Regions from separate parts of the Homo sapiens genome. Here region 2 is linked to region 1. A link is an interaction called in ENCODE POLR2A ChIA-PET data of the cell type or tissue named here. Cell type or tissue: MCF 10A. All regions are shown on one strand. Links, peaks and the distances in the headings refer to the core of each region. The heading gives the core; the rest is flanking DNA.

Region 1 (4,396 bases), core at 222-4,221:
CCTGGCTAACTTTTGTATTTTTATTAGAGACAGGGTTTCACTATGTCGGCCAGGCTGTCTCAAACTCCTGACCTCAGGTGATCCACCCACCTCAGCCTCCCAAAGTGCTGGGATCACAGACGTGAGCCACCGTGCCCAGCCTTGTTCATGTTTTTAATTCTGAGCATTCTAGCATGTGTGAAGTGGTATCTCATTTTGGTTTTGATTAGTGTTGCCCTAATGACTAGTAATGTTGAGCATCTTTTCATATGCTTAGTGGCCATTTGTACATCTTCTTTGGAAAAACATCTATTCAAATCTTTTGCCTATTTTAAGATTGGGTTATTTGCTCTTTTATTTTTGAGTGCTATGAGTTCTTTATGTATTCTGGATACTAGTCCTTTATCAGATATATGATTTGCAAATATTTTCCATTTGTGGGTTACTTTTTCTTTTTCTTTTTTTTTTTGAGATAAAGTCTTGTTCTTTCTCCCAGGCTGGCGTGCAGTGTCACAATTATTGCACGCTGCATTCTCGACCTCCCAAGCTCAAATGATCCTTCCACCTCAGCCCCCCAAGTATCTGGGACCACAGGTGTGTGCCACCATACCCCGCTAATGAAAATTTTTTTCCTTTTTTTTTTTTTTGTAAATATGAGGTCTCCCTATGTTGCCCAGGCTGGTCTCAAACTCCTGGGCTCAAGTGATCCTCCCATCTCAGCCTCCCAGAATGCTGAGATTACAGGCGTGAGCCATTGTACCCAGCCTTTACTTTCTTGATACTGTCCTTTGATGCACAAATATGTTCAATGTTGATGAAGTCCAGGGTATCTATTTTTTCTTTGGTTGCTTGTGCTTTTGGTGTCATTTTTGTCCATCTGGTCTTTTACTAACCCCCATATACCCTTTGACACATATTTAGAGGTCCTCAAAATTTTTATTTAAAGATGGGAGGATATGGAAATATTTTTTTAAAAAACTCATTGAAACAGACTGCAGTACGGTCTTTAATAATGAAGATCCCCAAAGCTTCTGTGTGAATACTCAGGGCTTCTCAAACCATCTCTTGGTAAAGGCTGATGAGGATGATCATACATCCTACCAAAGCCCCTCACTCTTTGGTTTGAGGCAAGATAAAAAGGAACACTGGTGATGAAATTTAGGATAACAAGGAGCATAAAAGAGGCAGTACTTCTGCCAGTTTGCCCCCAAGTTTCTCTACCAACATCTTACAGTGCCTTTTGTTAAGGGGAGGACAGATGTGGTCCCAGGGTCCAGGCCTCTTGCTCTTATAAATTCCCATTGAGCAGTAGTTCTCAAAGTGTGACCAGGGGTCCAGCAACAGCAGCAGCATCTGAGCACTTGTTGGAAACCAGATTCTTGGACCTTGCTTCAGACCCACTGAATCAGAAGCTCTGGAGTGGGACCCAGTGATCTGTTTTAACAAGCACTCTGCTGAACGTTCAAGTTGGAGAGCCGTTGGTGTAGCATTTTCAGCTGGTACAACCTGGAGTCTGCCACCTGGAGAGTGTGGTTACTCATCATCTCCTGCCAAGCGTGGGATCAGGTACTTTTGGTAACAAGTGACAGCAAACCTTAAACTAACCTACTAAACAGCGCAGAAATTAATTCGTTTGCATATTCTGCCTAAAAAGTCAGTAGGGAGCAGGCTTGTTCTCCGTTTTCCTGTGATTCTCTCTGTCTTCCTCTGTGTATTAGCTTTGTCTTCACACCCACTTCTCTCGTGGTTGCAACATGGTTTCCTGCAACCATCAGAGTTGTGTGCTTCCTAATTAGCTCCAGAGTGAGACGACGTGGCATTCCACACCATCAAGCACAACTCACCAGCTTAGCTCTGATGACACCAGCCCTGAGTCAGGGCACGAGGCAGAAAATTTTCCTGACTGGCTTAGCACCCTGCTTCTACCCCTCCCTTGCAGGGGATGAGTAAGTCCTACCCAGTTCTCATGGCTATTTCACAAAGGGGAAGGAAGACATGGTGTATGTGGAGGGGGAGGTAGCCATGGTGCCCAGGACATCAGGACTCATGAAATGGCCTCTTCGCTGTTTGTCCCCAACCCACTGTTTTTTCCTTAATAATGCATCTAGAGGGATCTTTCCAAAGCAAAAGCCTGTCTACAACACCTCTTGCTTAAACCCTTTGGTGTATCTCCCCAGACACACACGCACACACGCACACACAGCTCTCCAGATTAGGTTCATACTTTGAGATGTTCAAGTTCTAGTTCTAATTGACCTCCAGCCTGCTGGATTCCCATCCTTTGGAACCCCATGGAATGCTCCGCCATTACCCGCTTCCACGCTTTTCCCTGCTGCCCCACCTCTGCTTCTGTGTTCTGCCAGGAGTGCCTTTACCCTTCCCCACGTGGTAAATTCACCCTTCAAAACTCAGCCTGGATATCTGCTTCCTCTGGGATAGCTCTAAGGCAGGTTAATGACCGTGTCCACAGGCTTCTGGGTTACATAGTCACCGTGTGCCTGCACCACTCATTTCTATATCTCCCTCAGCTGGTGATTTTGGGGCAGGGACCTGTTTGATTCTCCCTGGGTCCTCAGTCCCCAGGCTTGCCACGCACTAGGAGCTCAGATAGTGTTTGTTGATCACATACTACTTTTGTGTCCCCTACTGTTGCCTAGCAAAGTAGGGCCCCTGGTAGACACTCAGTTTATAATGATCAATGCATTAAACTGACCACAAATCTCAGTTCTTCAGGTCCTAGGAAAACCGTGAGCCACCTGCAAATATAGGCTGCTTATGCCCTTGACAGGTTCAGGGAATCCGTCCTTTTAGCACTGGGGCGGTTTCACTTTGGACTTGATCAGGGCTTAGAGGCCTTTAGCTTTCCGATCCTGAGGAGCCTCCCTTTATCCAGGAAGCAGGGGACTGGACCACTGGGACCTTCATCACGGGTGGGCACGGATTCCCCATCCCAATCAGAAGAATAGCTGTATCTGTAGCAGTAGGTTATTCTAGGCCAGTTCTTTCCATTAAAAAAAAACTAAAGCCCCTAGGTTGAATTAAAAAAATTAAAAAAATTAAAAATTTAAAAGTCATGTTTATTTCTAATATACAATTTGATAATACATATTTATTGAATATAATACATAAAAGTACAAACTACCTGTAATCCTCCTATGGGTTTTGTGCTTCCAGTCTTTTTTCTAAGCATGCATATGTAGTAATTTCCTAAAGCATTGAGATTATTATTTTATTCATATTTATTACCATCGTCTCAGTGCATTTTATGCTGCTATAACAGAATACCTGACACTGGGTAATTTGTAAACAATAGAAATTTATCTAGCTCATGGCTCTGGAGGCTGGGAAGTCCAAGGTTGAGGGCCCTGCATCTGGCGAGGGCCTTCTTGCCATCGTGGAAGGTGGAAAGAGCAAGAGGGCATGCAGGAGAGAGCCAGCAACTGAACTCACAGCCTCTAGCCCTTTTATAATCAGCACTAATTCATTCATGAGGGTGGAGCCCTCATGGTCTAAACACCTCCCATTACTGTTGGTCCCACCTCCCAACACTGTTACATTGGGGATTAAGTTTCCAACACATGCCTTTTGGGAGATACATTCAACTATTATTTTATCTGTTACTGTTGAGACTATTGTTTTATTAATTAAACCCCATGTATTTCTGCAAAAAGCCCTGACAAGTTTATAATACCAATCCCCTGTAGCCCTCCTGCCACTGATAAGCTGAAGGTAAAAATGTTAAGACCCAGATACTAAAAAAAGCAAGTAAGGCCTGGGAGTCAAACCAAAGCTGAGGAACTTAACCCAGAGCTTCCCAGCAGCCAAGGCAAAAAAATAAATAAATAAAAGGGAAGCTCAAGGGGTTGTGGAGCTCTTGAACTAAAGAAGAGGAAGCAAGCCAGGTTGTCAGAATGCACGAGCTTTCCTGGTGCTGACCTCTGGAGAGGGCACAGGGACGTTGTATAAGAGTGTTGTGTAAGGGACAGTTTCACTGAAAGATGCAGGAACTGCCTGGGTTTGGTCACTTCTCATACTGACTCTTAAGAATAGCTGATGACAGGCCAGGCGCGGGGGCTCACGCCTGTAATCCCAGCACTTTGGGAGGCTGAGGCAGGCAGATCGCGAGGTCAGGAGATCGAGACCATCCTGGCTAACACGGTGAAACCCTGCCTCTACCAAAAAATACAAAAAATTAGCCGGATGTGGTGGCGGGCGCCTGTAGTCCCAGCTACTCGGGAGGCTGAGGCAGGAGAATGGCGTGAACCTGGGAGGCGGAGCTTGCAGTGAGCCAAGATCGCGCCACTGCACTCCAGCCTGGGCAACAGAGTGAGACTCTGTCAAAAAAAAAAAAAAAAAAAAACAGCTGATGGCATGTCCATAACTTTTAGTTCTCAAAAATAAATAAATACATAAAGAA
Region 2 (4,396 bases), core at 137-4,136, 200 kb before region 1:
GTTTTACTACTTTCCCAAAGGCAGTGCCCAAGCAAAATCAACCCCAGTGTGGAGCCTCCTTGTTCCCAGGTGACTAACAGGACACCACCACCCCACCTTCCTAAGGAGAGAAGAAAACCAGCAGAGTCCCCGAACAAAAGAACTTGGAGGGAAGGGATATACATGCAATATTCATGCTTCTTTAGAGGAAACAATATAACAACCTTCTTGCAGACCTTGCTTAGGAATAATGGTCATTAATATATTAATCTGTGTCCCCATTAGAAGGAGAAAAACAGAAGGTGTGGTGGCTCACCCGTAATCCCAGCACTTTGGGAGGCCAAGGCAGGAGGATCTGTTGAACCCAAGAGTTTGAGACCAGGCTGGGCAACATAGCAAGACCTTTCCTCTACTCAAAGTTTAAAAAAAAAAAAAAAGTAGCCAGGTGTGGTGGTGCACACCTACAGGCCCAGCTACTTGGGAGGCTGAAGTGGGAGGATTGCTTGAGCCCAGGAGTTCAAGGCTGCAGTGAGCTGTGATCGCACCACTATGCTCCAGCCTGGATGACAGAGCAAGACTGTGTCGCAAAAAAAAAAAAAAAGGAAGGAAAAAGTCATGCGGTGTTCTGGGCCCCCATAGGAGCAGGTTCACCCAAGTTCTTGCAAACCAAGAGTGCTTAATCATAACAGGACTGGCAATGGTATGGGCTTTCCGGCTGGGGCTGGAGGGGCATCCGCCTCATGGGATGGGACGGCAATGGGACCATGATCAGGGACCAAACCTGGCTTTCTCTTTGCAGTCTACTTGCCCTCTCACTACATTTCTGTCCCGTGACCTTCCTTCAGGTCTCACCTGGAAGTGTCACACTCGCCATTCCCTATCATATTGTTTTTTGTTTTGTTTTGTTTTTTGAGACAGAGTTTCACTCTTGTCACCCAGGCTGGAGTGCAATGGCGCAATCTTGGCTCACTGCAACCTCCACCTCCCAGGCTCGAGCGATTCTTGTACCTCAGCCTCCTGAGTAGCTGGGATTACAGGTGTGTACTGCCAGCTAACTTTTGTATTTTTTATGGAGACAGGGTTTCACCATGTTGGCCAGGCTGGTCTCGAACTCCTGACCTCAGGTGATCCGCCCGCCTTGGCCTCCCAAAGTGCTGGGATTACAGGCATGAGCCACCGTGCCCAGCCCCGTCATACTGTTTTAACCACGCCAAACATGATCCAGCTGCCTCACCCTCTCATACCTGCAAACACTCCCTCATCTAAGGTGAGTTTCTGAGTCCAAGATTACCATCACGGGGGCACGCTTCTCCAAGTCCTTGGTCTTCAATGTCCATTCCTTCTCTCATTCAGTATTATTTGGGCCACATGAGATTCTTCAGCGTCTTGCAACTCACGCTTCCTAATCAATGGCTCTCAAATTTTAATGACCTTAATGATTCACCAGGGAGCTTGTCGAAAGACAGATTCCTCAGCTTCACTCCCTAAAAGTCAAACTCAGCAGGAATCAGCATCCTGAGAAATCCATTCTGAGGAAATAATCCGCATGCTCCACCCTGAGAAATGGCCGGGCTTTGCACCTTACCTGGTATAGTCTACATGTTCAAAAATTATATTCTGTGCTATTATTATTATTACCATTTATTTTTATTTTTATTTTTTTGGACAAGAGTCTCGCTCTGTCGCCCAAGCTGGAGTGCAGCGATGCAGTCATGGCTCACTGCAGCCTCTGCCTCCCGGGTTCAAGCGATTCTCCTGCCTCAGCCTCCTGAGTAGCTGGGATTACAGGCGTGGGCCACCATGCCAAGCTAATTTTTGTATTTTTAGTAGAGACAGGGTTTCACCATGTTGGCCAGGCTGGTCATGAACTCTGGTCCTCAAGTGATCCACCCACCTTGGCCTCCCAAAGTGCTGGGATTGCAGGCGTGAGCCACCGCGCCCAGCCAGGATCTAACTTTTACTGAGTACATGCTAATAGTTGAGAAGTTTATAGATGTTATCTCTTTTAATCTTCACTACAGTTCTTACAGATAGGAAATATTACATCCATTTTATGGGTGAGGAAATTAACAGTCTGAGAGATTAATTTACCCATGGCCACAGCTAGTAAGAGGATGAACTTGGGCATCTGAGCCCCTTACCATAAGTTCCCGAATCTATAATCTTCCCACTTAGCATTTCCCAAAATGTTTTTCAGAACAAATGTCGATAGGAATTTGGAAATAAGTGTTCTGAAGGTACATTAGTTTGAGAACTGCTGTTTAAAGTCTATTGCAGGACTTCTTATGTAAGCATAATCAGCCTCTTACATACTAGTGTGCAATGTGAATGTCTGAGAGGGGGTTTACTTACACTGGGTTTCTCAAATGTATTTGACTGTGATACCATTCACAGAGCATCTATCAGGGGCAACGTTTCATGTAATAAACTCTGGAAAATGTCCAATTTTAAATTTCAGCTCTGCCTTGCATTCTACCTGAACCATAATGCCTGTCTAACCTTAGCCACATCCTTCACCCAAATTCTGTTTGTAACTCACTGCAACAGAGAGCTGCTCACTGACTTCAAGCTTTCCTACTTGCTATTGCTCTACCTTGGAGTTGTCTGTAAGGATTTTCCCATACAAATTGAGCATCCCAAAATATAAAGACCCAAAATTGAAATACTCCAAAATCTGAAGCAATGGCATGACATTCAAAGGAAATCCTCAATGAAGCACTCAGATTACAGATTTTTTGATTAGGAGAGCTCAACCGGTGTGTATTCTGCAAGTATTCCAAAATATGAAAAAAAATTGATACCCACAACACTTCTGGTCCTAAGCATTTTGGATAAGGGAAACACAACCCGCAGTGAGATTGCCACATATAGGAAACTTCAGAAAACAGCCACCAGGCAGGGAATTTTTCTATCTCCTAAACACGTTTTCCTTTAGAGACTTGTAAATTAATGGCAGTGTACAGAACATACATATTTTATTAATAAGGCCCAGGTTCATCCCCTCTTAAGATCCAGGAGGCTGGCCGGGCACAGTGGCTTACGCCTGTAATCCCAGCACTTTGGGAGGCCGAGGCGGGCGGATCACGAGGTCAGGAGATCCAGACCATCCTGGCTAACACAGTGAAACCCTGTCTCTACTAAAAATACAAAAAATTAGCCGGGCGTGGTGGCGGGTGCCTGTAGTCCCATCTACTTGAGAGGCTGAGGCAGGAGAATTGCTTGAACCCGGAAGGCGGAGCTTGCAGTGAGCCGAGATCGCGCCACTGCACTCCAGCCTGGGTGACAGAGCAAGACTCCATCTCAAAAAAAAAAAAAAAGAATAACAAAGATCCAGGAGGCCCAGATCCTACAATAAACTATGTCCTCATTCCCTTCCAGCTGCGTGAAACTTGGCCTCCAATACTTCTACAGTATAGTACAGAATAGTGAACTTCAGTTTTCATTGCATACCCCTCAATAAAAATGTTAATATGTGACCAGGTGCAGTGGCTCATGCCTGTAATCCCAGTACTTTGGGAGGCTGAGGTGATCGGATCACTTGAGGTGAGAAGTTCGTGACTAGCCTGACCAACATGGTGAAACCTCATCTCTACTAAAAATACAAAAAAACTTAGCTGGGCATGGTGGCACGTGCCTGTAGTCCCAGCTACTCAGGAGGCTGAGTCAGGAGAATCATTTGAACCGGGAAGGTGGAGGTTGCAGTGAGCTGAGATAGCACCACTGCACTCCAGCCTGGACAACAGAGCAAGACTCCATCTCAAAAAAAAAAAAAAATATATATATATATATATATATATACACACACACACACATACATATATATACGTATATGTATATATGTATATATATGTGTGTATCTATACATGTTAACATGTACAAAATACATGGATTAATAAATAAATGTCATGTACAATATTGTTACGTGGGAAACTCTTACATACACCCATGCTTGGTTTGTTCCCTTCCATGTGAATGGAGCTGCAATCACAGTAAGGCTCCAGCTCTCTCTCTCCCTGGGAAAGAGTGACTGATATTTAGGGGAGCAGGAAGCAGGTATGCACAGCTCAGCCTCTCTCCTACTAGGGATCAGATGGCCCAGGGACGCATATTCCACTGGGCCCCTAGCTGTGGGAGGAGGCCTGTGCCTGGGTCAGTGAGCGTGTCTTAATTCTTGGATTCAAGCTTGAGACACCATGACTGCCAGGCACCACACCTAAGCCAGATTCTCCCACGGCCCTCTCAAGAATAAAGCTAACATTTTGTTCTCTATCTCTCAGATCCCACTCTCTCAGTTAATTCTGAACTCAGGGGAGGAGAACAGGGAGCTATTTATTAGGATTCTTAAAAACTGTCTACTGAGGATGGAAGTGGTGGCTAACACCTGTAATCCCAACACTTCGGGAGGCCAAGGCAGGAG

Evidence for each region. Peaks named below come from ENCODE experiments on the same cell type or tissue, not always from the same donor. Only the 100,000 strongest peaks of a DNase experiment are listed, where the experiment ranks them.
Region 2: POLR2A ChIA-PET joins it to region 1 with 5 read pairs; 2 of 35 experiments call an interaction of 5 or more read pairs at or near these places.

The regions. Positions count from the first base shown.
Region 1 is chr5:172,130,976-172,135,371 of GRCh38, reverse strand. The region is part of intron 2 of STK10 (serine/threonine kinase 10); the gene reads left to right. Among named protein-coding and RNA genes, the nearest start is that of STK10, 55 kb to the left of the region's middle. In MCF 10A, for the core only: no CTCF peak of the experiment used is centred there; a DNase peak (open chromatin) is centred at 1,851.
Region 2 is chr5:172,328,441-172,332,836 of GRCh38, reverse strand. It overlaps a transcript of SH3PXD2B not described here. Among named protein-coding and RNA genes, the nearest start is that of UBTD2, 47 kb to the right of the region's middle. In MCF 10A, for the core only: no CTCF peak of the experiment used is centred there; no DNase peak of the experiment used is centred there.